Regions from separate parts of the Homo sapiens genome. Here region 2 is linked to region 1. The links are chromatin loops, found by intact Hi-C in ENCODE. Cell type or tissue: heart right ventricle. All regions are shown on one strand. Each heading gives the region's core, and the rest is flanking DNA. Links, peaks and the distances in the headings are about the cores only. Region 1 holds the start of ADRB2 (adrenoceptor beta 2). Region 2 has its middle 48 kb from the start of ADRB2.

Region 1 (16,371 bases), core at 4,017-9,016:
TTTCTCCTGTTCCACGTGATATCCACTCTGCTCCCCTGTGTTGCCGTTGCTGGAGTAGCCATTCCCATAGGCCTTCAAAGAAGACCTGCGCAGGCACAGAAGCTCCTGGAAGGCAATCCTGAAATCTGGGCTCCGGCAGTAGATAAGGGGATTGAAACCAGAATTGACATAGCCTATCCAATTTAGGAGGATGTAAACTTCCTTACGGATGAGGTTATCCTGGATCACATGCACAATGTTAACGATGAAGAAGGGCAGCCAGCAGAGGGTGAAAGTGCCCATGATGATGCCTAACGTCTTGAGGGCTTTGTGCTCCTTCAAGCAGAACTTGGAAGATCTGCGGAGTCCATGCCCCGTCCGCCCATCCTGCTCCACCTGGCTAAGGTTCTGGACATGGAAGCGGCCCTCAGATTTGTCAATCTTCTGGAGCTGCCTTTTGGCCTCCTGAAAGACCCTGGAGTAGACGAAGACCATGATCACCAGGGGAACGTAGAAGGACACGATGGAAGAGGCAATGGCATAGGCTTGGTTCGTGAAGAAGTCACAGCAGGTCTCATTGGCATAGCAGTTGATGGCTTCCTGGTGGGTGGCCCGGTACCAGTGCATCTGAATGGGCAAGAAGGAGGTAAGGCCTGACACAATCCACACCATCAGAATGATCACCCGGGCCTTATTCTTGGTCAGCAGGCTCTGGTACTTGAAAGGTGAAGTAATGGCAAAGTAGCGATCCACTGCGATCACGCACAGGGTCTCAATGCTGGCCGTGACGCACAGCACATCAATGGAAGTCCAAAACTCGCACCAGAAGTTGCCAAAAGTCCACATTTTCATAAGAATATGGGCGGCCCCAAAGGGCACCACTGCCAGGCCCATGACCAGATCAGCACAGGCCAGTGAAGTGATGAAGTAGTTGGTGACCGTCTGCAGACGCTCGAACTTGGCAATGGCTGTGATGACCAGCACATTGCCAAACACGATGGCCAGGACGATGAGAGACATGACGATGCCCATGCCCACCACCCACACCTCGTCCCTTTCCTGCGTGACGTCGTGGTCCGGCGCATGGCTTCCATTGGGTGCCAGCAAGAAGGCGCTGCCGTTCCCGGGTTGCCCCATGGCGCGCAGTCTGGCAGGTGAGCGCACTGGCTGGGGGCGCCTCAGCGGGCGGACCCACGGCGGGGCTCTGCGGGCCGCGAGCGGACGCCTGGAAGCCTCATTCAGCGGCTGTGGTGTGGGTGTGGTGGGGACTCGTCCTGCACACTCAGCTTGTCGGGTGCTAGGGGCTCGCGGTGCCTGCCAGTTCCAGCCCGTGCTCTGAAGAAGCCGCTTCGCAGTGCGTTCTGCCCGTTATGTGCACAGGACTTTAGGGGAACTGCCCTCGCCGTGACGTACGGGAACTTTCGGCCAATGGCACGCCGGCAGCCGCGAAGGGGCGAGGCACTCCTCCCCTTTCCCTCCCCTCCCCTCGCCCTCCTTCTCCTGGGGCTGGCCCGGGCGGGGCCCAACTGCTCCCTGGAGGGCGGGCCACCACTGCTTCCCGGCTACCCTGGCTGGCCCCAGAGGGCTAAAGCTGGAGGTGGTGTCCTTACCAGCCAACCCGGGAGCTTTTGGCTCTTCTGTGGCCGCTACCTGCCTGCCCTGGGCGCCTGCGCGGCTTGAGGTCTCAAGGCAGAGGGCAGCACACCGGCACTGCCCCACATTCGGAAGGAAACGAGAGTGCCCACCGAGGCACGCACATACAGGCACAAATACACCCTGGCAGACATGCTCAGACTTATACCGAACCACAGCCATAGACACTGAGACACACCCTCCCAGCTCACCGACATGCACACTCGCGCGCGCTCTCACACAGAAGCCATCCGGCACAAAGTCACCCCTGTCCAACACAGAAACGCGGCCAGAAACAAACACAGAAGCACCCAGAAGCACAAAGACATGGTGACACACACAGAAAGTAAACACACGCTGGCTTGGAGGCATCCAGAGCGACACAGACACGGATGTCTCCATCTGGGTACTCCGAACTTGCCTCACCCGAGCACTGATAATGCTCCCCTCCCAACATACACCCGGTAACCCAGTGTATTCCCTTTCAAACATTTGGCAAGAGCACAGGAGGTGACTTCAACAGCTGCTGATTTCCTCAGCACACTCGCTGTCAAGTACTTTAGGTGCCCTCCTTAGGAATTTGCAGGCATGAAGACAGTTTTACCCTTTGGATTTTATCTGGAGCGGGGGTATGCAAGTATGTATTTTGGGACAGAGAGAGAAAGTTGTGTGCTTTTGTTTTAATTTTTTTGTTGTTTTGTTTTTAACTCTTGAGAGTGTGGCATCACTCACTCATTATCTGTTGAACTGGAGATGCAATGAGAATTCAAACAATTTCTTCAGTAAACCCAATGAAACTAAAAAAAATCCTTTCATCTGCTGGATAGTTTGTTAATCTTTCGGGTTGTGCCATGTGAAATTGCCACCATCTGGCGTCTGTGACTTACCAAAATGGCAAATTCATATGGTTCAGAGTATTAAGAATGTCTTAACATTAAGAACATTTTGAAGCTATAGAAAGCAAAAGATCCTGGCCAATATGGTGTAACTCTTGTCTCTACTAAAAATACAAAAATTAGCCAGGTGTGGTGGCACGTACCTGTAGTCCCAGCTACTCGGGAGGCTGAGACAGGAGAATCTCTTGAACCCGGGAGGTGAAGGTTGCAGTGAGCCGAGATCACGTCACTGCGCTCCAGCCTGGGTGACAGAACAAGACTCCATCTCAAAACAAAACAAAACAAAAAACACAAGATAATTCTCCCTTAAGAAAAAGAAAAAAGTAAGACCAAATCTCAAAAGTAAGATCTTTGTTCATGAAATACTATCCTTTCCATCTGGCATGTGACTTTACTGCTAAAGTGAAATTAATTTTCAGGGTTTGATTTCCCATGTATTAGTGGTGTCTTTGAAAAACTGAAAGTATTTCATGAAGTGTAACTAAACGTACTTTGTAGATTACATAATAACATAACAATGGTTAACATTTATGGACCATTCTGCTATTTGCTTTTCATGCATTATTCTATTTAATCCTTCCCACAGTCCCATGGGGGTGGGGACTATTTTTAGCTTAATTCACAAATGAGGTTCAAAGAGGAAAATGGCTTGCCCAGGGGCAATGGCTGGGCAGTGCCAGAATCTGGATTTGACCCAGGTCTGCCTGAGTCCAAGACCCATCTTTTAATCTTTTCAATGTATTGCATAATTACATGCAGACAGGAGTGATGGATAGGGAGGAAGGGCTACAACTGGAACTGGAATACCCAGGTTCCAGATTCACCAAACTTGGAGCTTTCTAGTTCATTTTTTTTTTTTTTAAGAGAAATCACGAAGTACCTGATTTCCATTGTCTCTAAAGGGGCATAAAGTCACTTCCATTGGGGTAAGCAAGAATTGAATGATATAGTAAGAAATATGAAAATGCTTTTGCTCATATAAGTGTCACACAAGTGTAGTTTGTAAGCGAAGTTTACATAAATTACTTAGTGGTTTAGAATATGTTGTTAGTCTTCTCTACTAGAACAATAAAATACTTTAGGGCAAAAGTAAGTTGGGTGTTTACTCTGGAAGCAAAGCTCAGAAACAGAATTTAACCTACATATCCCCTTTAACATCCTTCATAGCAGAAACTGACTTTTTGCAAGACAGATGCCTTAGAAAACAAGTATTTCCCATAAAATCCACAAATATGAATTAAAGATCTATTATATTCACATAGTTTTCAAAATACACTCACCTCATATTTGTGTTTTCCAAAATTGGCTGTGGCATGATGCATTTTAGGAAGAGGCAGTATTTATTATGCAACAACGTTTCTTTAAATATGCATCTACTCAAATTGTGGAACTAAACCATTTAAAACCTCCTTCCTGTTTGTGAAGCTATGGCATAAATAAGCATATTGTTTAACCTTCCTATAATAAGAAAAGAACAAAGAAAACCCCTTTAAGACAAATATTAACTGATCATGTATTTAGATATACACGTAAGTCACTTAAAAGTTTAACTGAATATTTTGGGAAACTCCTTTTTTAAAACCCACAAATACTAAATCAAGAAGGACTGGCTAGCCATATGCAGAAAACTGAAACTGGACCCCTTCCTTACACCTTATACAAGAATTAACTCAAGATGAATTAAAGACTTAAACGTAAGACCTAAAACCATAAAAACCCTAGAAGAAAATCTAGGCAATAACATCCAGGACATAGGCATGGGCAAAGACTTCATGACTAAAACATCAAAAGCAATGGCAACAAAAGCCAAAATTGACAAATGGGATCTAATTAAACTAAAGAGTTTCTGCACAGCAAAATAAACTATCATCAGGGTGAACAGGCAACCTACAGAAAGGGGGAAAAATTTTGCAATCTATCCATCTGACAAAGGGCTAATATCCAGAATCTACAAAGAACTTAAACAAATTTACAAGAAAAAACAAACAGCCCCATGAAAAAGTGGGCAAAGGATATGAACAGACACTTCTCAAAAGAAGACATTAATGCAGCCAACAAACATATGAAGAAAAGATCATCAGCACTGGTTATTAGTGAAATGCAAATCAAAACCACAATGAAATACCATCTCACACCAGATACAATGGCGATCATTAACACATCAGGAAACAGACCGGGCGCAGTGGCTCATGCCTGTAATCCTAGCACTTTGGGAGGCTGAGGTGGGTGGATCACCTGAGGTCAGGACTTCGAGAGCAGCCTGACCAACATGGTGAAACTTCGTCTCTAATAAAAATACAAAAATTAGCCAGAAGTTGTGGCATGCCTGTAGTCTGACCTACTCTGGGGGCTGAAACAGGAGAATCGCTTGAACCTGGGAGGTGGAGGTTGCAGTGAGCCGAGATTGTGCCACTGCACTCCATCCGGGGTGACACAGTGAGACTCCGTCTCAAAAAAAAAACAGGAAGTCAGGAAACAACAGATGCTGGAAAGGATGTGGAGAAATAGGAACACTTTTACACTGTTGGTAGGAATGTAAATTAGTTCAAACATTGTGGAAGACAGTGTGGCAATCCCTCAAGGATCTAGAACAAGAAATACCATTTGACCCAGCAATCCCATTACCTGGTATATACCCTAAGGATTATAAATCATTCTACTATAAAGACACATGGACATGTATGTTTATTGCAGCACTGTTCACAATAGCAAAGACTTGGAACCAACCCAAATGCCCATCAAGAATAGACTTGATAAAGAAAATGTGGCACATATACACCATGGAATACTGTGCAGCCATAAAAAAGGATGACTTCATGTCTTTTGCAGGGGCATGGATGAAGCTGGAAACCATCATTCTCAGCAAACTAACACAGGAACAGAAAACCAAACACCTCATGTTCTCACTCATAAGTGGGAGTTGAACAATGAGAACACATGGACACAGGGAGAGGAACATCATACACCAGGGCCTGTTTGGGGGTGGGGGCCTAGGGGAGGGATAGCATTAGGAGAAATACTTAAAGTAGATGACAGGTTGATGGGTGCAGCAAACCACCATGGCACATGTATACCTATGTAACAGACCTGCACGTTCTGCACATGTATCCTAGAACTTAAAGCATAATAATAATAAAAAAAGGAGAATCTGCTTATATCAATTAGGAAGTTCTGGGCCTTTGCCCTCCAGCCTTGACGAATGGATGCACGCTCTTTCCCTGCTGCTTCACCAAGCTGGTAGAAATGTCAAGATGTAGTCAGCTAACTAAGAGTCTTTTCTCCTGACCTCCTTTTGTGATTTTAGGTTTAGAGAAAGTTAGACTGGGAAAGAGCTTAATATATCAGTTAATTTATTTCCCCCAAGTTTGCAAATGAGGTTACTGAAGTGAAAAAACAAGAAGTGTCCAGGCCAAAGTGTTAAGGAAAATTAGGAGTCCAGGTCTGCTCATGGCCTCACAAGTTTTCCCTGCCTAATGCTGTTATTTTATTTCCCAGCAGAGGAGTTCGAGTAGCACTGCTTACTGTTCACATGACCTTAGAGAGTTAATGCTTCATTTGAACTGGAAAGTTCTTAGTAGACTAAACGCACCTTTATCTGATGTAAGAAAAAGCAGGCTCTTTTATGGTGATTGATAGCATCTAATTACATATTTTGTCAATCCCTTAAGACACTGATTTGTCGTTCCCAGCCTGTCAAACAGGAATAAAACCTCATATCTGGATTTACCTAATGAATGTCTGAATAGGAGTAAGCTTCCATGGTGCCAGAGCATGCCCTCACACCAATAGCTGGATGCTTAGGAAAATCTTATACTGGGTCTTGGCTTAGACAAGAGTCCTTTCTTGTGTATGATCCTGGAGCACAGAAACATCTGTAGATTTCTTTTCAAACAATAGTTTAAAATGCTTGTCTTTAAAAATGTCTCTGTACAGCATTATCCCATTAAATTTACATTAAATGAGATTAAATGCATGTCAAGTGCTTAGCATACTGCCGTAGAAGAAAAACCTTACTGTTAGTATCTTATTTTTGAATCAAAAAATAGATATAGAATGCATATTGGTCCTATCTAATCGCATGTATGAAATGTATGATAGGATCCTTTGAACATGGATAATTGCTAATTTACCTTTAATTTGGATTGCTGTGAAAAAATAATTGAAAAAACAGACAAAACTTGGTTCTTTAGAAAGAAGAATGATTCTGTAAGTTACTATTATCATTGAGTAATATAGCTAGATGGGATGTCAGCGTTTTTTGAATGAAGCATCTCACAATCTAGTCAGCTTCTTACACAATGCACCCACCAAAACTCAGAGGTATTTTTAGAGAGAGCAAGCTTACCAGCCCCTTTTGCAGGTGCATATTTCTCTAGCTATCCCAGTATTGAACTGAAATCCATTTTCTCACTTCTACCCATGGATCTTAAGTCTGCCCCCTTGAGGCCACCGAAAACAAGTCTCTTCTCTGTCCTAGCTTTTGGGAGAATCCCTTAAAGTTCTCCTTAGCAAACAAAACCTCTTCAGGTTAAACATTCCTTGTTCCCTTGGTTCTAGAGTCCCTTTTACCATCATGGTAGGCCTCTTTTATTCCTGCTTAGGTTTGTCTATGTCTAAACTTAACATCAGTACCTGGAAAGATGCTAGAACAAGTCATCAAACAATCAATTTGCAATCACCTTGGCAACCATAACTTAGAGCAGAGCAACCAGCAAATCTTTCCAAACAGCTGATTATACCAGATGAATTTAATTTCCTGCTACACTAGAGTTTTATGAGACATACTAATAAATTCTCCACATCTTAGAAGCACTGAACAAAAGGAGACGGCATTAAATTAAAGCAGAGGAGACTTCAGTTGGCCGTTCAAAAGACTCCTTCGTCTGAAAAGAATCAGTATTCAAAGAGGTTACACTCTAGCAGCTTTTCTCAAATTGGGATTTTGCAAGAGAATTAAGCCCTACAGAAAATTATTTTTCCCAAAGCTGGGACATATCTCTTACCCTCCTAGGGACATAAGAGAGAAATTAAGTCACTACATACAATGCAATGGATGCCTTAGGGTATAGTGCTTAACTGAATCTTCTTTTGCTGAATCTGAGAGGAATTGCTTGAGTCTCCTTCAGGTATGGGAATGAACACTGTGTGATGGTGAATGTATATATATATATATATATATACACACACACACACACATTCAGATATACATGTATGTACATACACACACACATATATATAATATATATATCTTATATATATATTATATATACTATATATTTTTATATATATATTATATATAATATATATATTATATATGTATGTATATATAATATATATGTGTATATATAATATATGTATGTATATATAATATATATGTATATATATAATATATGTATGTATATATAATATATATGTGTATATATAATATATATGTATATATGTATATATATAATATATATATGTGTGTGTGTGTATATATATATATATATATATATATATGATGGAAGCGGTTTGGTTCAGTGGAGAGGGCATGGATGGGGGATTAGGAGACCTAGGTGTTAGTCCCAAAACAGCTCTCATATTCTATTGTAACCTTAAGCAAGTTGCCTTGTTTCTCAATCTTCATTTATGAAATAGGAAGTTGGGCTTGGTAACATCCAAGGGCCTGTCTACTCTAAACTGAACAAGCCTATAGTGGGAAGAAAGTGCTTTGAGGGCCACTGAGGAGATAAATTTTTGATTCGGAAGAAGTACCATGGAGCTGACAAGCAAAAATTGCCAATATCCTACACAACAACTTGATTATGTTTTTTTATCCTCCATATTTCAGCTATTCACATTTCATCTTTGTGATTTATGCTATTCTGAACAGCAGGTGTTCTACAGTTTTCTAAATTATTGACTCACTTTTAAAACTTTTATGATTTTTAAAATTATTGACTCATTTTTAAAACTCAATGCATTTATTTTTAAAGAAAATTTTATATGACTGCCATTACCACACGTGGAAAACTCGTGTCATTTGCCATAAATAGAAAGTAACCATGAAGACAAAACAATGTTAGTAAATGCTAGCTAGATTTTGTTGCTTGCCAAAGTTCTGAGCCTTAGGCCTGCTCTCTTTTTATTGAAAAGGAAGATTTGCAATACCGTTAGTATTCTAGCATCAGATGGGACTTTCTCCATTTATTTTAAAAGGTTGAAAGAAAATTGAAAAGGGAATAACTCCTAAGTAGTACACTGTTATTTAAAGTACTGTTACTAAATTATTTAAAATAATTTCTGATTACACCTGCAGGTATCTCAGTCCTGGACTTGTGCTAATGGGATACACTTCAGTGATAGAAAGAGCATGGGCTTTGGAGCCAGAGGAAGGAATGTGGGTTCCAATGATGACACTGTCCTTGATCAGCTGTGTGCTTCAGGCAATATGCTTTAGGCTTCTGGGCCTCAGAGGGCTCGAGGGTAAAATGCCTTGGATAGTTGGAAGAAATAGACGGAATATATAAAACACTAGATTTGAAAAGGAAGGGAGAGAACCAAAAGTCATGACAAAAAACGAATCAGCATAACTGGGATTGGCTGGGGGGTAAGGGGGAATGAGTCAAGAGAGTGGAGGAGGCCATTACCAAGCAGGGTGCAAGGAGAGCAGTGGACTGAGTGTGGCTGTAGGACAGGAAGGGGCAATGAATTCAGATATTACCATACTGAATTTGAGGTTTTGGTTGGACATCAAAATGGAAGTTAAAAATATCATAATGATTAGGAGATGAGAAACTGAAGTGATGTGTCTGTGGGTGGTCACGATTATGGTGGAAGCACTGCCTGAATAGCAGCACTCTCAGAGGATGTTTTGGAACGTTAAATGAAATAATGCATTTAAGGAACTTAGCATGCTGTTTCAAAAAAAATTATTTATCATTATTACCATCATCATCATTATCATCATCTTGGATTTCCTGGGACAACCCCAATTTCTGGAAATTACACTAGTTTCTCTAAGGGCAGTTCTTCGAATGAATAAATAAATTGATCTAAGAGGAAAAAAATCCTTTTATATATTAACCTATGAACAGTGGTAACATTTGGGGTGGATTTGGAGGGATGTCCAAATGTTTGATTCTCTAGCAGCTGCCTTGAGATGATTTGTATGCAAGTGATTGAGGAAGGAAAGCTCCCAAAAGAAAACAGTCAGGGAGTGGGAGAAACAGCTCAGAGAAGGGAAGAAGCAAAGGCAAAGACCCAGTGTTGCCTGATCCTAGGAGCAGCTCTGGAGCCTACTGCTTGGTTTCCTCCTTTCTCCAAGTCTTAGTTATAAAATCCTAAACAAGTCACTTAACCTTTCTGTGTCTCACTTTCCTTATCTGTAAATTGGGGCTGTTGATATTATCTCACAACCTCATGAAGTTGTTATGAAGATCAAATGAGTTAAGGTCTGTAAAGTAGTTAGGACTGATGTGGCCCATACTCAGTGCTCAATTAATTATTGATATGAAACCTAGGGGAGCTCTGTTGGCTGTGGCACTCAGGAAACCTTCCACGGGGAAGAGATAGTACCTACAACTTCTTGCATCTAAGTGCAAACTGCCCAGTGCTAGAGCTTAAGAAAGGGAATTGCACAGTATTTTTTAGGCCCTGGAGGAAAGAAGAAGTGAAATGGTTGTGGAGATCAAGCAGCACCTGCCACAGAAGAGGAGGTCAAGGAGCAGGGCTGAAGGGGAAACAATGGGAAGAGATAAAACAGATGATGGCTGAAGGACAGAGGAAGGAAAGGAAACAGGGCAGCCTCTCTCCAAAGCAGTGCCTTCTCTTGAGAGGCACAGAGGGAGAAATCTCACTGGGTCAAGGAGAGAAGGTCAAGGTACCCCGGCTAAGTCTAATCGCTATGAGGTGGTGGAACATGCCCTGGGCCTGGAGAAAGGAGAGTCTTGTCCTGGCCTTCTCACCTGCTGTGTGACTGCCTCTCTCTGGGACTCAATTTCCTCATCTGTAAAGTGATAAAGTCAAATCGAGTGATCTTTAAGATCAGTGCCTGGCACATCATAGTTAATTGGTGGTGGTTAAGGGTTCTGAAAAACAATAAGCCTGTTTTTTGTTTATCATGCGTTATTATATACCAGGAGCTGGGCTTGGCCCCTTACGTACATATTCCCTGCTTTTATTCTTATTTCTGTACAGTTTTCAAAATAGACAGTTATTCCTATTTTACAGATGACAAAACTGAAGTTTAAAGAAATTAAGCAGCCTGCCTCAGGTTACATAGTAGATAATAGGAAGAGAAGGAACCCAGCTCTGTCTAAACAAAAGTCTCACTCTGCACCACTAACACAAGATTCAGATGCAATAGTCCAAGCTCAATCAAGCCTGCATGCTCAGGCTGCTGAAAAGGAAGTTCCCTGGTTGTCAGGGTCTCACAGCTGAGTTTTACCAGACTGCTGGAGCAAAGAGGCAGCAGTTTCCTATCACTTATGGGAAAAATGCCAAATGATCAAGATTTAGGGCCAACTACCCTGGTCACAATTTCTAAAAAGAGAGGGAGGATGTTAGGGCTTAGATATCATTGGCCGTGAGTCTCTGGGCTTTGCTTGTGCCCCTTCCTCCATTCACAGCACTTTCCTTCTTTCCTCATTTCCTGCACAAATCCCCACTCCCAATACACACACACTCACACACACACACACTCACACACACACAATAACCTAAACTTCCTAAAGTACTGTGTAAAGGGCTACAACATATAAAAAAATGAACAAAGAGGCAGGGTCCTTGCCTGTAAGAAACTCACAGGCTAGTAGTGGAGATTAGCACATAAACTTGACTTCCACGTAACATAGTAAATTCTATGATTGAGGTAGGAACTTGAGTTTCTTAGTTCCTTAAATGTCAGGTGTGTATGTAAAGATATTGTTTCAATTTTAGTTGCAATAAAGATTAAGGAAAATTAATTGTTCAGAAAGAGGAAATGGCTAGGAACTTGAATTTATGGGCAACAGAGGATTAATTTAGTACCCTATCTCCCCATGTAAACACTGGGGAGGAGGCATGGAGAAGCCTTCCAAGAAGAGCAGGTGAACATTGGATAACAAAGAATCTTCAGCCAAGAGATGAATGGGGTTGCAAAAAAATAAAATAAAATAAATTGGCACTGTTGTTTGGACACCGATTTGGCAAAACTTATTAAAGTGTAAAATGTATGTATCTTTTCACCTAAAACTTTCATTGCTGGAAATTAGTTCCGTAAATGTCAGGTGTGTATGTGAAGATATTGTTTCAGTTTTGATTGTAATAAAGAAAGATTAAGGAAAATTAATTGTTCAGGAAGAGGAAATGGCTAATAAATTAGTAGAAACTCAGATATTGTGATGTGCAGTTATTAAAAAGAATTAAATAGATCTAAATGCACTGACTCAGGAAGTTGTCCTTGCTTTATAATTAAAATTAAAAAGTAAATTGCATATAAGCTTATAGAAAATGATTCAATTTTTGCTATGTTGGAAAAATATATGTATGAGAGTTTTGAAACACTGCTAAGCCCCTATTTCTAGGTCCTCTTGTAAGCTCATGGGGGCATGGTTAGCAGTTCCATGTGGTACTACTTTTCAAAGATTTACAGTAAGATGGCAAAGATAAAAAGGGTAATGATGGACAGGATGTGTGATAAAGGCTACAAAAGAGGTATAAAAAGGGGATCTTCACTCAATAGACAGCTAGTCTTGTTAGTGCTGTCAGGGAAGATGAAGAGACATCATAAAAAGTTTCATTCTGCTGGTGGCTGTTGAGCAGAGCTTGAAGGATGCCTGTGATTTTGGTAGTAGGGCATGGAAGGAGGGAATGCCAGGGAGAAGGAGCAGCATGAACTGAGGCACAGAAGTGGAAACCTTTGAACTATGCTTGAGAAACAGCAAGTGTTCCAGGAGACCTAGGGCACCAGGTATGTGAGGAGGAGAACAGTAAAATAACAGTAATAGTGAGTTGGGCCAGATATTTTTAAAGCCCCTGAATACTGAGGGGAGGAGTTGAGGCTCAAGACAAATCATGAAGGGGGGTGGAAAGGCCTTGGAAAGCTTTAATCTGGGAAACAGCCAACAATTAGATAAATGAGGCTATTTCACAGAGATGTTCTCAGCAGCCCTGTGCCAAGCAAGTGGATGAGAAGAAGCAAATTTGGTGAGGGGAGGGACATGATGCTGCACCCATGGGTCTGTGCTGTGTGTCAGGGCTTTGTTTCCTCATTTGTAAAGCAAATTTATACTCCTCTCCTGCCAGCTCCCAGACTGGTGGTGAGAATCAAATGGACAAATGTGTGTAAGACTTCGGGACTGACTGCAGGAGAAAAGCTGCGTTCCTATAGGGATTTGTGATTGTTATTACTAGAAAATATAGGACAGACCTCAGACAAGTGGAGCATCCAGGAGACACAGGGAAGGGTGTGTGACAAGCTGTGTGAGCTCATGGAGTGGTTGTCTGGGCAGTGAAGGATGAAAAGGAATGAATGGATCAACATGCAAAATCCACAAACAACAAGAAAATTTTCTGTTTTTAAATATAGAATACCGGCAAATTTAATATCTTATAAAAACTTAAAGTTGGAAACAGACACTGGTAGACCTTATTAGTGTTCCATCAAAATTTGTAGTGCACATACCCTTTGACTCAACAATTCCAATGCTAGGAATTTCTCTTTCAGGTGCATGCACACAAATACATAAAGAATATACATAAAGGATGTTCATTGCAATATTGTTTGACATAACAACAAGAAAAACCAAAAACTGGAACTAACCTAAATGTATGTCAAAGGAGCATGCCTAAATAAATTAATGTATTGACATACTATAGATTATTATGCAAAAATGGATGTTTATAGCAGTATGAATGTTTATAGCAGCAGAATGGTTTATTCATACTTGCCAAAACTTGGAAGCAAGCAAGATGCCCTTCAGTAGGTGAATGGATTAATAAACTGTGGTACAGCCAGACAATGGAATCCCACTCAGCACTAAAAAGAAATGTGCTATCAAGACATGAAAAGACATGGAGGAACCTTAATGTATATCACAAACTGAATGAAACCAATCTGAAAAGGTGACAAACTGTACGATTTCAGCTACTGTCATGCCCTACATAATGATGTTTCAGTCAACTGGACCTCATATACTATGGTGTTCCCATAAGATTATAATGGAGCTAAAAAATCCCTATCACTGGCCAGGCGCGGTGGCTCACGCCTGTAATCCCAGCACTTTGGGAGGCCAAGGTGGGTGGATCACGAGGTCAGGAGATCGAGACCATCCTGGCTAACACAGTGAAACCCCGTCTCTACTAAAAAAAAATACAAAAAATTAGCCAGGTGTGGTGGCGGGCACCTGCAGTCCCAGCTACTTGGGAGGCTGAGGCAGGAGAATGGTGTGAACCTGGGAGGCAGAGCTTGCAGTAAGCAGAGATCGTGCCACTGGACTCCAGCCTGGGTGACAGAGCGAGACTCCTTCTCAAAAAAAAAAAAAAAAAAAATTCCCTATCACCTAGTGACATCATAGACATCATACTGTTATAGCACAATGCATTATTCACCCATTTGTGGTGATGCTGGTGTAAACAAACCAACTGCACTACCAGTCTATAAAAGTATAGCACATAAAATTATGTACCATGCATAATACTTGATAGTGATAATAAAAACTCATGTTTACCACACTGTATTTTAATCATTATTTTAGAGTGTACTCCCTATGAAGAAAAAGTTTATTGCAGAACAATATGTCTTGTTATATTGGCAGCAGCCTCACACGTCTTATTTTACATGTCTCTTAATTGCTTAATTTTCTCTTGATCTTGATTTAATCTCATGTTGTTTTGTTCATCATGGCCCCTAAGTGTACAAAACCCACTGTTAGTATTGTCAGTAAGAGGCCATGTTGAAGGATTGACCTGGAAACAAAATTAAAAGCGACTAGGGGCCACAGAGGTGGAAAATCAGTCTTGGTTTTCACTTGCCAGTCAGGCGTGTCCCATTCCACCAATGCTGCAATCTTATTTGAGATATGGAAATAAAAGGCTCACTCCAACCATGGTGTTCAACTTACTGCTAGTTATGGATGGCTTAAATGAGGGGTGTCCAATCTTTTGGCTTCCCATATTGGAAGAAGAATTGTCTTGGGCCACACTGGAAGGAGGATTGTCTTGGGCCACACATACAATACACTAACACTAACGGTAGCTGATGAGCTAAAAAAAAAATCGCAAAAAATCTCATAATGTTTTAAGAAAGTTTACAAGTTTGTATTGGGCCACATTCAAGCCCTTCCTGGGTTGCAGGTGGCCCACGGGCAGCAGGTTGGACAAGTTTGGCTTAAACAATTCAAGAATTCTTACGTATTACATAATGTGAAAGCGAGTGGTGAATCTGTGAGTGCTGAAGCGAAGGCAACTGAATAATTTTTGGAAACTCTTAATAAGTTGATTGTGGAGCAAAATTACTTGCCAGAGCAAATATGGATGAAATTTCTCTGTTCTGGAAACATGCCTGAAAGGACCTTCGTCCAAAAGGATGCCAAGTCAATGCCAAGTTTCAAGGCTTTTCCTTAAAAGGAACAGCCCTGGCCGGGCGAGGTGGCTCACGCCTGTAATCCCAGCACTTTGGGAGGCCGAGGCGGGCGGATCACGAGGTCAGGAGATCGAGACCATCCTGGCTAACACGGTGAAACCCCGCCTCTACTAAAAATACAAAAAATTAGCCGGGCGTGGTGGCGGGCGCCTGTAGTCCCAGCTACTCGGGAGGCTGAGGCAGGAGAATGGGTGAACCCGGGAGGCAGAGCTTGCAGTGAGCGGAGATGGCGCCATTGCACTCCAGCCCGGGCGACAGAGCGAGACTCCGTCTAAAAAAAAAAAAAAAAAAGGAACAGCCCTGCCTGGGGGCTATGTTTCAGGCTACAAATTGAAATCCTCTGTGATCTGGCACAGTGAAAACCCCAGGGCCTTCAAGCATATCAGTAAGCACACACTGCAGTGTACTACAGGAATAATAAGTTATGAATGATCCAGCTCCTCTTCCAAGATGTCCTCCTTAAACTTTGCCAGTGAAATGGAGAAGTACTGTTTGGGGAATAATATGCTTTCAAGGTTTTGCTTATTTTTGATAATGCTCCTGCACATCCTTCTTTTTTTGGTTATCTTCATTCAACGTCACACTGTTGTCTCTCTCTCCAAGCACCACCCCTTTGTTCCAACTAATGGATCAAAGAGTTATAGCAGCTTTTAAGGCCTGATTACTACCTGAGGAGGACCTTTGCCTAGGCTATTGCTGCAAATAAGAAAGATCCTTTTTAAACACACTGGTGCAATTCTGGAAGGATTACAACATCTATGGCAGCATCAACAACCTTGGTTAAGTTGGGGGTGAAGTCACCAAGGAGTGTGTAAATGCTATCTGGGAAGAGATATTGAAGACATTTGTCCATGACTTCAAAACATTGCTAAGGATGAGGATGTTGCAAAAAAAAATATTCACAAGGCTTTAGTTGAAATGGCAAACAACTTTAAGCTGGATGTGGAGGAGGATGATATTGAGGAGGTCACAGATGTGGTCACTGAGGAATTGACTAATGACGAGTTACTGGAACCAGAACAGAAATGCATAGCAAGAGGAAAGGAAACTACAGGAGAAAAAAAGAAAAGCCCCCAAGGATATTCACAGTGATGGGTTTAGGCAGAAGCTTTTGCAGACCTCAACAAACTCCTTAAAACGTTTGAAAATGTTGACTCCAACATGAAATGATTTTCATTAGTAGAGAGGAATGTTCATCGTGCATTATCTATTTACAAGCAAATCTATGATGAATAAAAGAAACAAACCAAACAAACCACC
Region 2 (16,371 bases), core at 5,747-10,746, 54 kb before region 1:
AGAGATCCAAAATGCTTCCAAAATACAGTGATCTTTAAACTAAGACCTCAAGTATAAAGGAGGGAAGAGCATTCCAGGCAGAAGAAAGATCAAGCACAAAAGATGAAGAGGCCAGAGAGAGCAGGGTGAGTGGAGGACTCGAAAGACACTCAGTCTTCAAGATGAGAGGTGAGGAGAATCTGAACAGGGTTAATGACCATGGGGAGAAGAGGGGATACATGCGCATGCCATTGTGGAGATAATGGTACAGTGTTAGAAAATGTGCTGACACACTGGGCATGCAGGAGGTGTAAGAAAAGGCAAGGTGACTCTAAGTTGACATCCCATCTCATGTTAGTCAGACATCCCTGCTCATGTTAGTCAACCCTTACTTTAGTTTGTCTTTTACTTCTCATTGGTAAAGGAGATTTACCAATTGGATAAATTGGATTTTACTGTGTCAGCTTGGTTTAATCAGAAACTAGGTATGGTTTCCTTTATCGTCTCAAGCCAGAGTTGTACAAAGAGAGAGACTTGCATAAGATTTGGAAGGCAGAGGTGAAGCAGCAGCCGTTATCACTCTGAAGGTCATGTGATCAGATGGAGTGACAGGCATAGCAGTACCTGGTAGCTTCCAGCACTTCCAGTTCTTCCTCTTTACAAACAGCAGCTCCAGGCCCATCATCTCATCTGCAACACCCAGAGCAGTTGCCTCTGAGAGGCAATGATTTCCCACAGACATCTCCTGCACTTCCCCTTTATGAGCCCACTTGTGTTGCTGTATGTGCTTGACTTTTGACTTTTCAGATTTACTATGAATCCTTTCCTGATCCTTTAAATACCACTTTCAGAATTTCACTTTCCTAGTTTCTGCCATAATTGCATAGCGTTTAATTCATATTACAACTCTCTTATTTCATAACAATCATAACAAATCTACCCTGACTGAATCTGACCAATACAAGGTTCATAAACCTGGGTGTCGCTTATCCTTGAGTATTTCTGATGCGTCCAGGCAGCTGGTGAAGGGTTAATATTGGTGTTTCTTCCTCCTAAGAAGAGACATAGATCATTATCTCATTTAGTTCAAAACCAAATAAAAATATATTTTTAAGATTCTTACGACTCTCCTTCCCTTTAACCCAGTAAAACAAGAAATAGGGAATGATAAGCCAGATGCCAACCAATCACATAAGAAAAATGGAGAGGAGAAAGAATGTTTCAAAAAGAGAGGAGAAGGTGTGTAAAGATCCAGGGTTCACAGCTCCTCCCTAGGCTTGCCTCCCTTAGGCTTGTCATGAAGACAAAATGACTTAATGGTATATAGGCCCTCAACAAATGGTAGAAAGCTGTGCAGATATGGAATCAAGCTGGGATGACCATTTACAAGAAGGACTTTGTGCTTTCCACTCTTCAGTAGTCCTTTTAGGATATTCAGCTCACCTCTGTGCTCCAGCCTTCAGACAACTAGAATTTCAAAGAACATATTTAAGTGGTTGGTGCCAGCAAGGCCTAGAGCATTTGGCTCAGGAAATACCATTGTCTGCCCCAGACCCACTAGGGAAAAGTAGCTGAGAGTACCTACAGACCAGTTTGTTCTCCTTTCATGCCAGGACTTTTCTAGAATGGAAGTGTTCTGGCAACCTCAGAATTATTTCATCTTTTCTGCCCCGGACCCTTTCAATTTTTTTTCTCCCCTGTCCCTGGGATAAGTCAGGGAGAAGCACCCTTAAGGAATCCTGACTCCAATACTTGCTTGCCATGCGATTGTGATTGTGAACCAGTTACTTCAACTCTCTCTCAATTTCTGCATCTGTAAAATGGCGATAATGATTTATCTCATGGTGTTGTGAGGATCAAACTAGTTATATGCATAGCCTTTAGAACAGTTCATGGCATATAGTGAGTGATCCACAAATGTTAGCTGATGTTATTATAATCAAAATAATAATAAAATTTTATGATTACATAGAATCAAAGGGTTAATTGCAGCTTTCTTGAATCTAAATCAAATGTTGTGAGGTTGTACATGATCTTTATTTTTGGTATCTTCCTAGAGAAATCAGGTGATTTAGAAGCTCAGTGGTTCCTGATTGATAGTAATGCCACTTATCAATTTTAGTTCATGCAAAGAGAAATTGGTCTAGTTCATCTATCAAATCATGATAACTGTGAAGTGGGAAGGAACCAATATTTAGTCCAGTTTCGCCACCAGCTATTGCTCCCTCTTTCTCCTTGCCTTTCCAGCCATGCTTCCAGGTGCTTGCATGTGCTATCTCCACTTCTTCCCACCTACTTTCCTGCTGGACAGCTACCCTCCAGTCTGGCTTCTACCCTCACTTTGCAACTGAAGCTGGCTTCCCAAAGGTGACTGACAACTTCCTTGTTTCTAAATCCTTTTAACATTTCTTTGCTTGCTGACCACTTCTGCCTTCCAGAAAAATTTTCTTTGCAGCTTCCATGACACCACGCTTGTCCTCTGTAGGCATTTTTTTTTCTACCTTCCTGGCAGCTGCTCATTTCCTGTTTCTTTGTTGTTGTTGTTGTTTGTTTGTTTGTTTTGACTTATTTTTTCCCCCGACTTTACATGCTGGTGTTTTTCAGATTTGATCATAAGCCTTCTTTTCTTCTCATACACACCTTTCTCAAGGGAATTTCATCCATTTCCAAGGCTCAACCATTAGATAGATGGACTGCTAGCCCAGCTCCTTCTCCTGAGCTTCAGACTCTTATATCTGCCTTCTTACTGGGCATTGCCAACTAAATGTCACAATGGTGATTCAAATCCAGCTTGTCCTAAAGTGAACTGATTTTGCTCCACAGAATGGCAGCCTCCTCCCATGTCCCCTTTCTCAACGACTGGCACTTTGATTGGCACACTATTAGAGAAACATCTTGGCATCCTATTTCTGCCTTTGTCTCACCTCCTCTACATCTGCCAACTTTACTTCCAAAATACCTCTGGGACCAGACATCCTATCTCTCTCCTTGTTGCCTCTATCCTGCTTTGGGCCACCATCATCTTTCTACTGATTGATGACTATAGCCTCCTAATTGGCCTCTTGGCCTTCAGTCTTGATTCATCCAAATTATTCTCCAAGTTGCCAGAATTATATTTTGTAAGTGGAAAACTGACCCTGATGTTTTCCTGCTTAAAACACTTTAGTGATTCCCAACATTTTTGAGGATAAAGATGGAATGTCCTAACTGAGTTTTCAAGGACCTATATGATTTGTTCTTTGCTTATTCTGTGGCCTCATTTCTGCCTTCCCCCTAATCCCCTGCAGTATTCCACATGCTAGTCCTACTGAGCTTTCATTTTCCAGAATCAGTCCACAGGCCCTTGTCTGCAACCCTTGAGGTCTCAGGTACAGGTTGCTTCTTCCAGGAAGATTCCCCTCATACTTAGGTCTGGGCTAGGTCCTCTCCCTTGCGGGACCTTGAACAGCTTAACTCACAGCTCTGTCTTCTTCCTCATGATTTACTTAGGGCTTGGGCTTTGGAGTCAGGCCATGGGAATCTGAATTCCAGCTCTGCCACCTGCAAGGTATTATTTAACTTCAGTGAGCCTCAGTTTCCTCATCTGTAAAATGGGTCTAAACCCAGAATCTATTCTATAGTTTGCAGTGAAGAGTAAATGAGATGAGGCACATGGAGTGCTCAGCACAGTGCCCAGTAACAGTTGCACTGGTTACCCGTCTGTTCCTATCTTCACATTTTGAATTCCATAAGAAAAGGGGCAGTCTTTTGCCTTGTTGCATACCTGACACCTCAAACTCTGTTTGTCTAGCACTTTTTTCAAAAATAATGAAGGCCATTGCCTGTTTTGGTTTTCTAGGTAGGTCATAGAGGCAGAAGGTGTCATTGGTGTCTAATGATGTAAAGGAGAAAGGAAGGGAGGCTGAAGGTTAGAAATTAATTGCAAGAGTGTGTTCCTTAGATATTTTTTCTTAAGTATCATTGACATTTAAGATGATTTTAAAAGTAATATATTCTTATTCTAGGAAATTTGGAAAATATGTAACTTACAAGGAATATATCAAGCACCTACAGCTTTACCATCTAAAAATCCAGCATTAATATTTTATCATTCCTTATAGCTTTTTACAAATTCATGTCTATTTATTGAAACAGGGAGCAAAAGGCATGCAACTAATTATTTGTCTAATTAATTATTTAAAAACTATATTTTTTATTTGAATTTAAACTGTATAAAGGCAGGGATTATGCACAATACTAAATGTCCAATATCTGCTATAGTGCAAGTAGCAGCTCAATAAAAATATATTGACTAAATTACTACATATATTTAATTTGGTATCTTCATTATTTTTTAAATTTCAACATTATCTTGTATTTCCCCATGCCATTATTTATTTCTCTATTAATTATTTTTATTGATTGCTTAATAGTCTTAATTTATATTTGTATCTCAGAAATAATTTAATCATTTATTGTTGTACACTTAGGGTATGTCAGTTCTTCATTATTTTAATTAATACTGTGACAGCCATTCTTGTGCATAGTTTTATGCCTATATATTAGATTATTTCCTTAAGCTCCTTTCCTAGAAGAGGAATCTTGTTACAAGTCTTTTAAAAATATTTTAAAATTCTCTATTCTATTTGCCTCACATTGTCTGTAAAACATCCACACTCACTGTTTTGTGACTTTTTCTTTCTCTCTAATGAACCTGAGATAAATAACACCCAAAGCCCAAGGCTCAGCCTTACTCACCCTCCTGCTCTCCATGCTGGGAGGAAATGCTCTTGCTCCTGCCCTGGGAACCACCATCATTCACACTTTTGTCTTATTAAATACATCAGGTTACAGAGGGGGAACAAAAAAAGATCATTATTGTTTATTCTTCCTCTCCCTCCCCTTTATTCTCTTTTCCCCCATCTCCTCCCCCTGGGCCCTCCCCTCTTCCTCCCTCCTCTTCTTCCTCATTCTCCTCCTACTCACACCTTTTTAAGAAAAAAAAGAAACAAAACTTTTTGAAAAAAATGTATTTATTATATATTGTGGATAATTAAGGAAGAAATTTAATGAAAGGAAGGGAAGGAGAGAAAGGGGTCAGAGAGAGAAAAAGAAAGCAAGCTAGAAAAAGAAAGAGAAAAAGAGAAGGGAATGAGAAGAGACTAGAAACAACATTTTAGAGCGGGGAGAATCATTAGAGAATGACAGAGGTGAAAACAGAAGAAAAAATATTGGTGTACCAAAATATATATTTGAGGCCATTCTTATACAACCCTTTGGTCAACATTTTTCTGACAGCCTTTCAAAGATTTGAAGAAGCTCTTATAGTTCTATAAATTTTATTTTATTTTTAGTTTTGCCTTTTTGTTCCCAGAGTAAGTTTATTTATTTATTTATTTTTAAATTTTACCTTAATTTCTGGGATACATGTGCAGAACATACAGGTTTGTTACATAGGTATACATGTGCCATGGTGGTTTGCTGCACCTATAAACCCATCATCTAAGTTTTAAGCCCCAAATGCATTAGGTATTTGTCCTAATGCTCTCCTTCCCCTTTCCGCTCACTCCCCGACAGGCCCTGGTGTGTGATGTTCCTCTTCCTGTGTCCATGTGTTCTCACTGTTCAACTCCCACTTATGAGTGAGAGCATGCGGTGTTTGGTTTTCTGTTCCTCTGTTAGTTTGCTGAGAATGATGATTTCCGGCTTCATTCGTGTCCCTGCAAAGGACATCAACTTATTCTTTTTTTATGGCTACATAGTATTCCATGGTACATATGTGCCTATTTATTTATTTTCATTTATTTATTTATTTATTTGAGACAGAGTCTTGCTCTGTTGCCCAGCCTGGAGTGCAGTGGCGTGATCTCGGCTCACTGCAACCTCCACCTCCCATGTACAAGCGATTTTCCTGCTTCAGCCTCCCGAATAGCTGGGATTACAGGCACCCACCACCACACCCAGCTAACATTTTGTATTTTTAGTAGAGATGGGGTTTCACTGTGTTAGCCAGGATGGTCTCGATCTCCTGACCTCGTGCTCCGCCCACCTCAGCCTTCCAAAGTGCTGGGATTACAGGCATGAGCCACTGCGCCAGGCCTACTTATTTATTTTTTGAGACAGAGTCTCACTCTGTCACCCAGACTGGAGTGCAGTGGCATGATATTGGCTCACATCAACCTCCGCCTCCCAGGTTTAAGCGATTCTGCTGCCTCAGCCTCCCTAGTATCTGGGATTACAGGTGCATGCCATCACCCCTGGCTAATTTTTGTATTTTTTAGTAGAGATAGGGTTTCTCCATGTTGATCAGGCTGGTCTGGGACTCCTGACCCCAAGTGATCTGCCTGCCTTGGCCTCCCAAAGTGCTGGGATTACAGGCGTTAGCTACCGCGCCCGGCCTCAGGGTGTTTATCTACTTATTTCCATTGTTCCTCCGGGGACATAATTTTTATCCTCCAGTTACCCTTTTTGGAATAATGTTCAGTTTGTCAGTATCCCTGCTAAGATGTGGGGCTCTGTGTTGGACAGGGAACTCCAGAGTGTTCCTGGTGTGAGCTGAGGAACAGAGCACACAACAGGCCTGTCACTTCCTATGCTTAGCACGGGAACTTCTCTTTACCCTCTTTTGCTCTCCATCTCTCTCTCAAACATTTACAGCAGTGGTTCTAAAGCTTCTTGGTCTTAGACCTCTTTACCCTCTTAAAAAGATGATTGAGAACTACACATAGATTTCATTCATGTAGATTCCATCTAGTGATATTTACCAAATAAGAAGTTAAAACATAAAATTTAAAGTTATCGCTTTAATTCATATGAAAGTAACAAAAATACACCCATGACATGGGAACATAATTGACATTTCCTTATGAAAATGTTTCAAAATTAAAAAAATATATTCAGAAAATGGCATTATTTTATGTTTGCTTATCTCTTCAACATCTGGCTTAATAGAGGATAGCTTGATTCTCATCTGATTCTTCATTTAATCTATTACAATGTGATGTTTTGTTGAAGTATATAAATAAAATCTGACCTCACTCAGAGGCATAGTTGGAAAAAGGGGGAATATTTTAATGGCCATCTCAGGTAGTCATGGATATTCTTCTTTGATATTACACAAAAACTTGTGGCAGTTTCTGAAAGGTTAGTTTCAATGCAAAATCTGGAACCTTATCAATGAACTTTTCCTTAGTTGATTACATATAATCCATTGGTCCAACTTACACTTTCAAAGGATCTTTTACCCCTGCATGATTTTGTAACATCATACATTAATCATAGGGAAAATATTAGTTACGCAGGTCTTCCAAATGTTGACACATTTCATTCTATAATACAAAAAAATCACATTAATTAATATTACTATAAATCTTATATGCAAAATCTTCAAGTATTGGGAAACTGACAAGTTTGCGGTGGCAGACATAAGCTTTCTAAAATTTACTTGTAAGCTTGAATTTTATCATTAGCAACAAATATTGGTAGTGATTTTTCTTGAAGCGACAGGCTTACCTCATTCATTTCTGTGGAAATGTCTGCTACATGCCCACATCTGAATAATCATAGTTTGTCTGTTAGTCATTCTTTCAAGTAAAAATGGGGTCAAAATTTAATAAAAATAACAATATTTACTGCTTAATAAAAGACATTGTTAAGTGAAACTGGGTTTCCCCCCATCTCTGGGCATGCATAGTGGTAAAGAATACAATGACCACTTGCACAGTTGCACATCATTGCTTTTGCACCATCAGTGCAAATGTCAACACAGTGAAAAACGCCAAGTAGTATGACTCTGAAAATAATTTTGGCATTGTGGACCTCTTGAAAGGATCTGGAGGACTGCCAAAGTTCTGTGGACCACACCTCAAGAGAGCTGCCAGTGTTCAGGACGCCTACTAGTCACATTAGTTATATTCAGTCTCCCACTGATCCTATTAGTGATAACAGGCTGTGGATCTTCAAAGAAGTAACACTAATAGCAGCAGGAATGAATGTATTGTAGGTGCTGTGCCAGGTGCATTTCATACATTATCTCACAGCAACCCTTGAGGTAGGTTCTGTTTTATCCCCACTTTCAGATGAGACAACTGAAGATCAGAGAGGTGAGTTAACATGCCTAAGGTCACACAGCTGGTAAGATTAGAGCCAGTGGGAAACACCCAGCAGCCTGACTCCAGAGCCCATGCTGTGAGCTGCTCTGTTATTGCTGGAGAGGCTACCAGGGTGGGTGAAGTGAAGAGATAGCATGCCGGAGAGGTAGGAGGTCAAAGCAGTGGCTGAGAGTCTTGGACTCAAGGATCTAAATAGCAAATCGAAGTTTTCCCCAGAACCTCTTTTCTCATCTGATTCCCATAAAGTCCTCTGAGATGGACAGGATTCTTCTTATTTCCATTTTCTAAGCAAGGAAACTGACAGTGCTCAGCAGGCAAGCATCCCCTTGTAGCCTGAGTCATATGCTAGGAGAGCGCCACCTTCTAGCCCAATGCCAAAGACTCAGGGCCCTTCTTGACAGCTTTTCTCCCTTGGGGCATCATGCTGTCATATGCCATGGGGGGAACTTGGTGAAACAGGCAGTGGTGTCAAAAGAGAGAGGAATGGCGACCCAAAGTCCAGGCACTTGTCTGACCAGCAGTGAGAGTCCTCCTGGGTGTCTATGACTGAGACTCAGAGCTGTTCTGCATTCTGGGGTTCAATTCCACATTAAGCCAGGAACAGTTTCTCTGCAAACAGAAAAGCAAGTGTAGAGGATGAAAAGGACAGGTCAGGAAAATACACTGAAGCCTTGGAGGCTGTGGACAATAAGGTTTGAAGGAATAGAGAAAAAGGAGCTCAAATGCTGCCTGGATTTCTTTCTCAATGGAGGGAGAAATTGAGGCCTGCAGAGGGGAAGGAATGTGCCAAACGTCATGCAGCCCATAAAGTAAAAATGCCAAACACCATGCTGGCCCCAGGACCCCTTGCTTGATTCACTGTACTCTCAGAAAAGAGACTATATTTAGACAAATCAAAGCCAGCTTGCCTGGAGTCTCCCTTCTGATATCTCAAAGCAAACAGAGGCAACTGGCAGCGGGGTTGCTATGCCAGAAGCTCAAGCTCTGGAGACTTGTCCCCCTTCTGTGAAATTTTTATGAACAGGGACTGAGAACCAGGATGGAATTGCTTTGGTTTATCAGGACCTCTCCCCAGAGTTTGTAACCTTGTTCCTCCCACATACCACTCTGGTGTTTAAATTCCAAGTGGGTTTTATATTCAGTTCAATCTGAGATTGCTTCTCTTCTAATGAGCCAACTTTGCCTTTGTTCTTTTGTTTATATTCCCTAGACAATTGACAGTTCCTGAAAGTTGCAGTCCTGCTGGATGCGGAAGAGGGGAAATTTCAGGACAGTTCCTGAATATTCAGGCCTTCAAAGCCCCATTCAAGGCCAGCACAGTGCCTCCAGAATAAAGGGGGAGATAATTCACAGGTTACAATCTGCTGCAGATGAGAACACCTGTTCTCAGCTCAGATCCTCACATGGTCTCCCCTGCCCAGGGCAGTTCCCCTGCTGGTCTTCCACATGGGGAAGTGTAGAGGGGAAATTTTTCCGTAATAAGGGGACGATTGTCTGCTCCTCCATTTTCTTTCCTCATCAACAGGTTGGGTTCTGAATTTTTACAATTAGAAATGAAGTGTTTAATTTCAGGTTCTATTCACCAGGACAGAGGAGAATATTATACTGACTGTAGGACTTCTTTTTTTTTTTTTTTTTTTTTTTTTTTTGCGGGGAGAGGTCCACAAATATTTATGGAGAATCTGCTATGTTCAAAGCCCTTTTTAAGAACTGAAGATTCAGCAGTTGAAGCAAACAAGTGCTCTGCTCTGGTGGAGCTGACATTCCCTGGAGCGAGTCAGATATCATATGATGGTCTGTAGGGCAGTGTGAAAGGCAAACGCAGGTAAGGGCCTAGAGAGTGACAGAGGTGGCATTTTCGACTGGCATTAGAGACAGGCACTGAGTTAGGGCGAGGGTTAGGAGTAGATACCTGAGGAGCTGATATTTGAATAGAAACCTGAATGAAGCTAGAGAATGTATTCTGAAGCATGGGGGGAAGACTCCTTTACTTGTCAGATTGGTCATCTCTGAAATGGGATGGGGTCTGCCTTCCAACCTCAGATCACACAGAACCAGCTTAACCCTGCTTCCAGATGCACATCCCCTCCATGTTCTTGAAGACCATCCTTGGGTCCCACCTGAACCTTCTTATCCCAGCAAATCTGACTGATTTTCCAGCCCAAAGTTACCTTTCAGAGTGCATTTACCCCAAACAAGACAAAGCAAAAAAACCCAGCCCTTCTAGAATCTGGAGTCAGTTACTAGATCTTTGATTCTTCTTCTTCTGCCATTCTTGATCCTTATGAGATTCTGGAGCTTCAGAGATAGATGGGCCCTCTGAGGTCAGATGGCCCAACCCCCTCATTTTATAAATGGGGAAAGTGAAGCCCAGGCATACGAAGGGCCCTGTTTTTGGCTGCTTACGGAGTTAGTTACAAAAGTGACAGAGTGGGGACACGTGTCCAGGTTTCCTACCGATCTCATGCTCTTTCTCCTTCCAGCCTCCAACACCCCAAATGCCACCTTTAATCCACATCTACTTTACGTACTTGGAGAATAACAACAATAGCTCATGTTTCCGCAGAATTTGGGTTTCCTCTTGCAATGTTGTTCTGTTCTTCTCCAAGGTTGTATTCTGAGAAAAGAAACTCACTGTAAGTTTCTTTTTTTCTCTTTTAAACTAAATATTGTCTTTTATTTTACTCCAGGCTTTGTGCTAAAGACTTTATCCTCAGTATTTCATTTAACTCTCAAAACCCCTTTGTGAGACATTATAATCATTTTTGTTGAAAGACTGGGAAGCTCAAGTTCAGAGAGGCCGAGTAATTTACCCAAGATCACACAGCCAGAGAATGGTGGAGCTGGGATAAGAACTCAGGACCTGCAGACTCACCCACTAGGCTGGTCTGTTCTCCATGTCTAGCATCTGTCACCAGCCAAAGTATCATGCTCCTATTGGGACATTTGTCTCTTCATATTCATGGGGCTTCTTTCTCTTTGGCTATTTTGGTTACCTTTCTTCACCCCGATATCGTAGCAGTTGGCCATGCCAGGAGCCTACCATCCTCTAGCCTTACTCTGCGAGGTTCCTGACCCACGGCTTGGGATGTTTCGCATCACCTGACCTTGGAATCCTGGCCACAGCTGATGCAATACAGAATAACTTAACCCAAAGCCTACTAGCTATGGGCTGGTCAGCAGCCTCTGAGGTGTTGATGCTCTGTCCATAGGAACACTGTGCTCTGGCAGGTGATTGGCTGAACCAATCAGACCTTTTCTCTTGGAGAGCAGTAAGATAGGGTAAGGCATAAGAATAGTGTTCATAATCAGAAGAGGCAGAAACACAGAAGTCCAAGGCTTATGGACAGATTAGACAAGAGTGAAAAACGTTCCAGTGGTGGAACAATATCGTGTACTCCATGGGGCTTGACTCTGCAGCTCAGATGGTTTCTGCAGCTCAGATGGTTTCCTTACTTCTCTGTGAATTTTTAAAATAAACTTCTAGTAAGTGAGTAACATGAGTGTGTCTCTGTCCATGCTCCCCAGAAGAGGCAAATCAGCACTCTTCAGTCTGTTCCCCTTCAGTGCAGCAATTGGTTCAGCTGATCACCCTCCAGCACTGAGTCTCCACGTAGGGCAGAACTTCTACAGTCATTGGCCCCTGGTTAGACCTGAGATAAGTTTCCCCAAGGGAGGCTGAGAAACCATCTGGGCAGATTCCTGAGGCGCCCTTCAGACTTGATGGAGCAGAATTCCCGTGGGTGGCTCCTGAGACATCTTACCCAAACTCCCCAGATGATTTTATTCCCAAGTGATTTCTATGGATCTTAAAGTTTGAAAACAGTGGCCATGGAGAGCTGTTTGTGGGTCAGATACTCACTCTGGTCCTACCAATTGTGGTGAGCATGCATGATCTGGAGTGAAGATCCTGCATTCTCTTTGGTCTAAGGACTTGCCTGTGGATCCTCCTTTTTGGGAGGTGGAGGTAGGGGACATTGGACCCCATCATGCAACCCTGCTGATATGTTTTAGGAACTGGTCATACCTGAAATGGCAAAATGCTACCCATCAACTGGTCATACCTGAATGGCAAAATGCTACCCATGAACTTTAAAATATTTTGAATTACGTGCTGTCTCTTAATGACCCCAAGATTTCATACACCCAGAAATCTGATTTCCATCTTTTCTTGAAAATCTGTGATATTTAGTAGCACTGGGCCTTCATTCTGTTTTGGCAACAATAAACTATTGCTGAATACAGATGCCATCTTCAGATGGGGCTTAAGTGCTCCATTTACTTCAGGGTCCCCCCTCTTCTGATAGTGTCTCCAAATTTGAGGCTGTCAGTGGTTCAAGAAAAATGGGAGTGATCACATTTTTTTTGTGGATATGAAGAATATTCTCTTATATTTACTAGGTCAATTTTGTAACTGTCTTGAGAAAAATACAACTCAAAATGGTCATATTACTCTGATGATGCTGGATGTCTGATCCTAAAGACATTTGGGTTGTGGTGCTTGACACTGATTCCCACATCCCTCCATGTGCTGTAACTGGAAGGTGAGAGTCCACCATAAAACCAGAGAATATCAGAATCTGATTGTGGAGTGCACCATCTTTCTTGTACAGATGGAGAGACTTTGGCTCAGAAAGACAAGAGCACTCCTGGTTGTCACCCAGGATTTGGGGCATAGCCAGAGTGAAAGCTGAGTCCTCATTCTCAAGCTGGGCTCTTCTTCTTCTATAACTGGCACTATTTCCTTCAAAGTTTCTTTACACTTGGCCACATCCTTTTTTTTGTTTTTTTTGGCACGGGGCAGGGGTGTTCACTATATCACAAGTACAGTTCTAACTCAAGTGTCTTACAAATATTAACTGATTTAATAATTATCCTTATTGACAAATGAGAAAATTGACGTTTACAAAGTACTTTGCTTATTTGTGAAAGAAAAGGAATTTGAATCCAGGTCTGGGCACCATCAAAGCCTGAGGGCTTCCCCGTGTTGCTGTGTAAATCAGCTAACTTACCAACCTGGGAGGTTGGTGCCATGCTGTTTCCATTTTATTATGGAGAAGGCAAGAAGGTAAGTGGCTTGCCTGGGATCGCATAGCCAGTAGTTGATACAGTCAGGACTAAAATCTAGGGCTGGCTCCAGGCTGGCACTTGTAACTGTGGCCACATTTGCTACTCTTCTGTACCTCATGTAACCACTAGAAACCTTCCAATGGTTCATTTCCATTGTTTTGTATGGAATCACTCTGTACAACTTAGTATCAATACATACATTTGGGTGTGTAGAGAGGATCGGTCTATTTTGTGGCACACTGAATGTAACTGGAGAGTTTTGTGATAGTGCAGCATTTTGGGCCAACACATTGAGCAGCAGCCTAGACATTCAGGTGAGATGATGCCTACAAATGGAGAATCTGCATCCACAGACAAGAAGGGCCTTCTCCAGTGGCACATGGTGAGTGCCAATTCTCAAATGATTAGAGCCAACACTCTCTAGAGCCAGAACTAGAACACAGGGCCCTGACTTTTTTTCTGTATGATTCTTTCTCTTTCCAACATACAAAGTTACTTACCTCCTATTCGAATGTTATCAGTCAAATGCCATGAAATGCTGTGATTCCCTTCTGTCATCTTCATTTCACATTGTTAAAGATGAGAGGTATGCCTTCTCCTCACTTAGAACCCCAATACCTCAGAAAGTGAGGACTATATCAGTGGTTTTTACAACATACTCCAAAGAATCCTAAAGTTTCCTGTTAGGTCCTTGTAAGATTTTGAAAATAACAAAGTCTTTACCACCAAGAATAAAGATTCAAATTGACTTGACCACCAAGAATAAAGATTCAAATGTCTTTAGGATCAGACATCCGGCATCATCTGAGTAATATGACCATTTTGAGTTGTATTTTTCTCAAGACAGTCAGGACTAATAAAGATTCAAATGTGTTAATCACTCAATTACAAAACATATTTTATATGTTGAGTTTAGTGTAATATATCATTTTAAAGAAAGAGTTCCATTGCTAAAAATATCTTGAAAACCTCTTTTTGTAAATATCATTTGTCACAGAGTCACAGGATACATCTACCCAGAGGTAGAAAGTAAACGTGGATTCAAAGTCAAATATTCCAGTAAGGTAGAGGAAACCAAACTTTCACTTTGGGTTAACCAGGCACTTTGATGAAAAATGATCTTGCCTTCTCAGCATCAGTCGGCTGGGACAATGGCAGTGTTTCTTCTGTCCCTGCTGGGCATGCATTGACCTGTCCATCTTTGCAATGCAGGCACTGGAATAGCAGCCATCCTTTGGCAGGAGAGTCTGAGCCTGCTGGAGGCTCTAACACTCAGGCTTGCTTATAGGATTCTCTATATCTCCACTCTGGGTTCTAGAACCCAGAAGCCTGGCTGCAGATTCAGACCCTGAAAACCTGGGGGTAAGGGTTCAGGTGGTGAGGAGGGGTGTGGTGGAAATGGTGCTATGAAGGTTTCTGGAAATATCAGCTGTAGCTTTGTGAGTACAAGAGATTAGAAAGTTCTGTCACACAGGAATGAACTTGAGAAAAAGCAAGCAGATGAAGCAGATACACACTCAGGCCCGTTCTCCTCTATCGCCCCAGCTCAGGTGGGTGGTACACACACACACACACACACACACACACACACACACACATACACACACACACACACAGGCTCATATTCAGATTTGGTTTGATTCAGCTGTAGTTCTTAGTAAAGTGTTTAACTAGTCAGGTCAGATACCCTGCTTCTCATCTCTAGCTAGCCTCAACACTTCTCCTGTGTTTATCCACAGCAGGTAAACACCTACAGGCTTCTCCCTGCTGCAGCATATGAGGCTACCACCAGGCCTGGCCTCCCTGGCCATCTCACTCAACCCTCAAGCCTTCCCCATCTGATCTCTTCATGCCATCAAGGCCAGACTGGACATCCTCGGACACTAGCGATCTCAGAATCTCAGGCCTAGAGGGCATCGGGTCATCCACCGCATGCCTGTTGTTTGACATGTAGAGATGTTGGAGCCTAATATCTCAGGAGAATGAAGGGGAAGCTTTATCTTCCAAAAGGTCTCCCAGGATCTCTGCCTCAAGCCGGAAGCCTGTCTTAAATCAGATTTCACAGATGGCAGCCCATGGGCTATACCAGCCCCACACACATTTTGTTCAGTTCATACACTGTTGGATGCCACAATATTATCTTGTAATTTAAATTTAGAGTAAACATTTTAAAATGGAAAATTTTATCCCTCCAAAGTCCAGATTTCTAACTTCTCTTAAAAATATCGTACAGTGTGACAACCTCATCAAAACTCCCAGGTGGAGTAATTTGCTGAAGGTGAATAGCCACGTTCCTTTTAGGTGGAGAATTAGCTTAATTCATTTCTCTCCAGTTGGCCTATAAAGGCATTTGTATTTGCAGCCTCTGCCTCAAATAAAAATAAGATAATATTAATAATTGTTGATGCATATTGAGTATTTTACCAGTACTAAATACCATGCATATGTTAATTCTCAGTAAAACTCTATAAGGTAGATTTATTATCATTCTCATTTTACAGATGAGAAAGCAGGGTCTTGGATGAGTTAAGAGAGTTGCCCAAGGTCATACACGTAAGAAGAGGAAGAGCTTGGATTAGATTTACCCAATTCTAGAAACTATGCTGACCCTAAGGCCTAGGTAGTCTGCTTCCATGGAGGTGACTCTTGAAATTTGTCCATTCCTTATCTACATTTGGAGTTTTGGTCTTTGTTTCCAACAGTCAGTGAGACTTTGGTGCTTTTATGCCTACAAGCATTCACCAAATGGGGAATCTGGGTCATGACAAGATGAGACTGCACTCTTCTCCTTTCCATACCCCCAAGCCCCTCTGCTCCTCCTTCCGACTTCTTTCCTCAGACTGCAGCAGCACCATCCTTCTTTCAGTCAGCCATGCAGTCACTTCAACTTCATTTCTGACCCTCCTCTTCCCTGCTTATGTGTTAAATCAACATCTGGTGTTACACTGAGTCTTGTTTATACTTTATCCATGTTTTTGGCTTCAGATCTTTGTTTTCTGTCTCCCTTCCACCTCAAAACCACTCTTCAAGACATTGCTGTATTAATCTTCTTAAAGCATCGGTCAGCCCACATTATTCACCTCCTTAAAAACCACCATTGACTTTCCACTGCTTGAGGGAGCCAGGCCCCTGCTCTTTGGCATGGCCTTTGAGAACCTTTATAATACTGGGGAAGCTTCTCTAGGCATAGGTTCTTGGAATTCCTCTTTGTATTTCCAGTCTGCCAGCTAAA

Evidence for each region. A loop is a pair of places that touch in the nucleus more often than their neighbours do. Peaks named below come from ENCODE experiments on the same cell type or tissue, not always from the same donor. Only the 100,000 strongest peaks of a DNase experiment are listed, where the experiment ranks them.
Region 2: it touches region 1 in a loop (2.0-fold over the local background); 12 of 110 quality-filtered maps call a loop at or near these places.

The regions. Positions count from the first base shown.
Region 1 is chr5:148,811,577-148,827,947 of GRCh38, reverse strand. ADRB2 (adrenoceptor beta 2) reads right to left here and starts at 1,337. Exons shown (of 1, transcript NM_000024.6): 1 at 1-1,337. The coding sequence starts at 1,116. RefSeq lists enhancers at 437-1,022, 1,879-2,038 and silencers at 1,069-1,208, 1,299-1,608. In heart right ventricle, for the core only: CTCF peaks have their summits at 6,758 and 6,962 (motif pointing left); no DNase peak of the experiment used is centred there.
Region 2 is chr5:148,866,819-148,883,189 of GRCh38, reverse strand. No RefSeq gene overlaps it. Among named protein-coding and RNA genes, the nearest start is that of ADRB2, 48 kb to the right of the region's middle. In heart right ventricle, for the core only: no CTCF peak of the experiment used is centred there; no DNase peak of the experiment used is centred there; H3K27ac peaks cover 2,226 bases.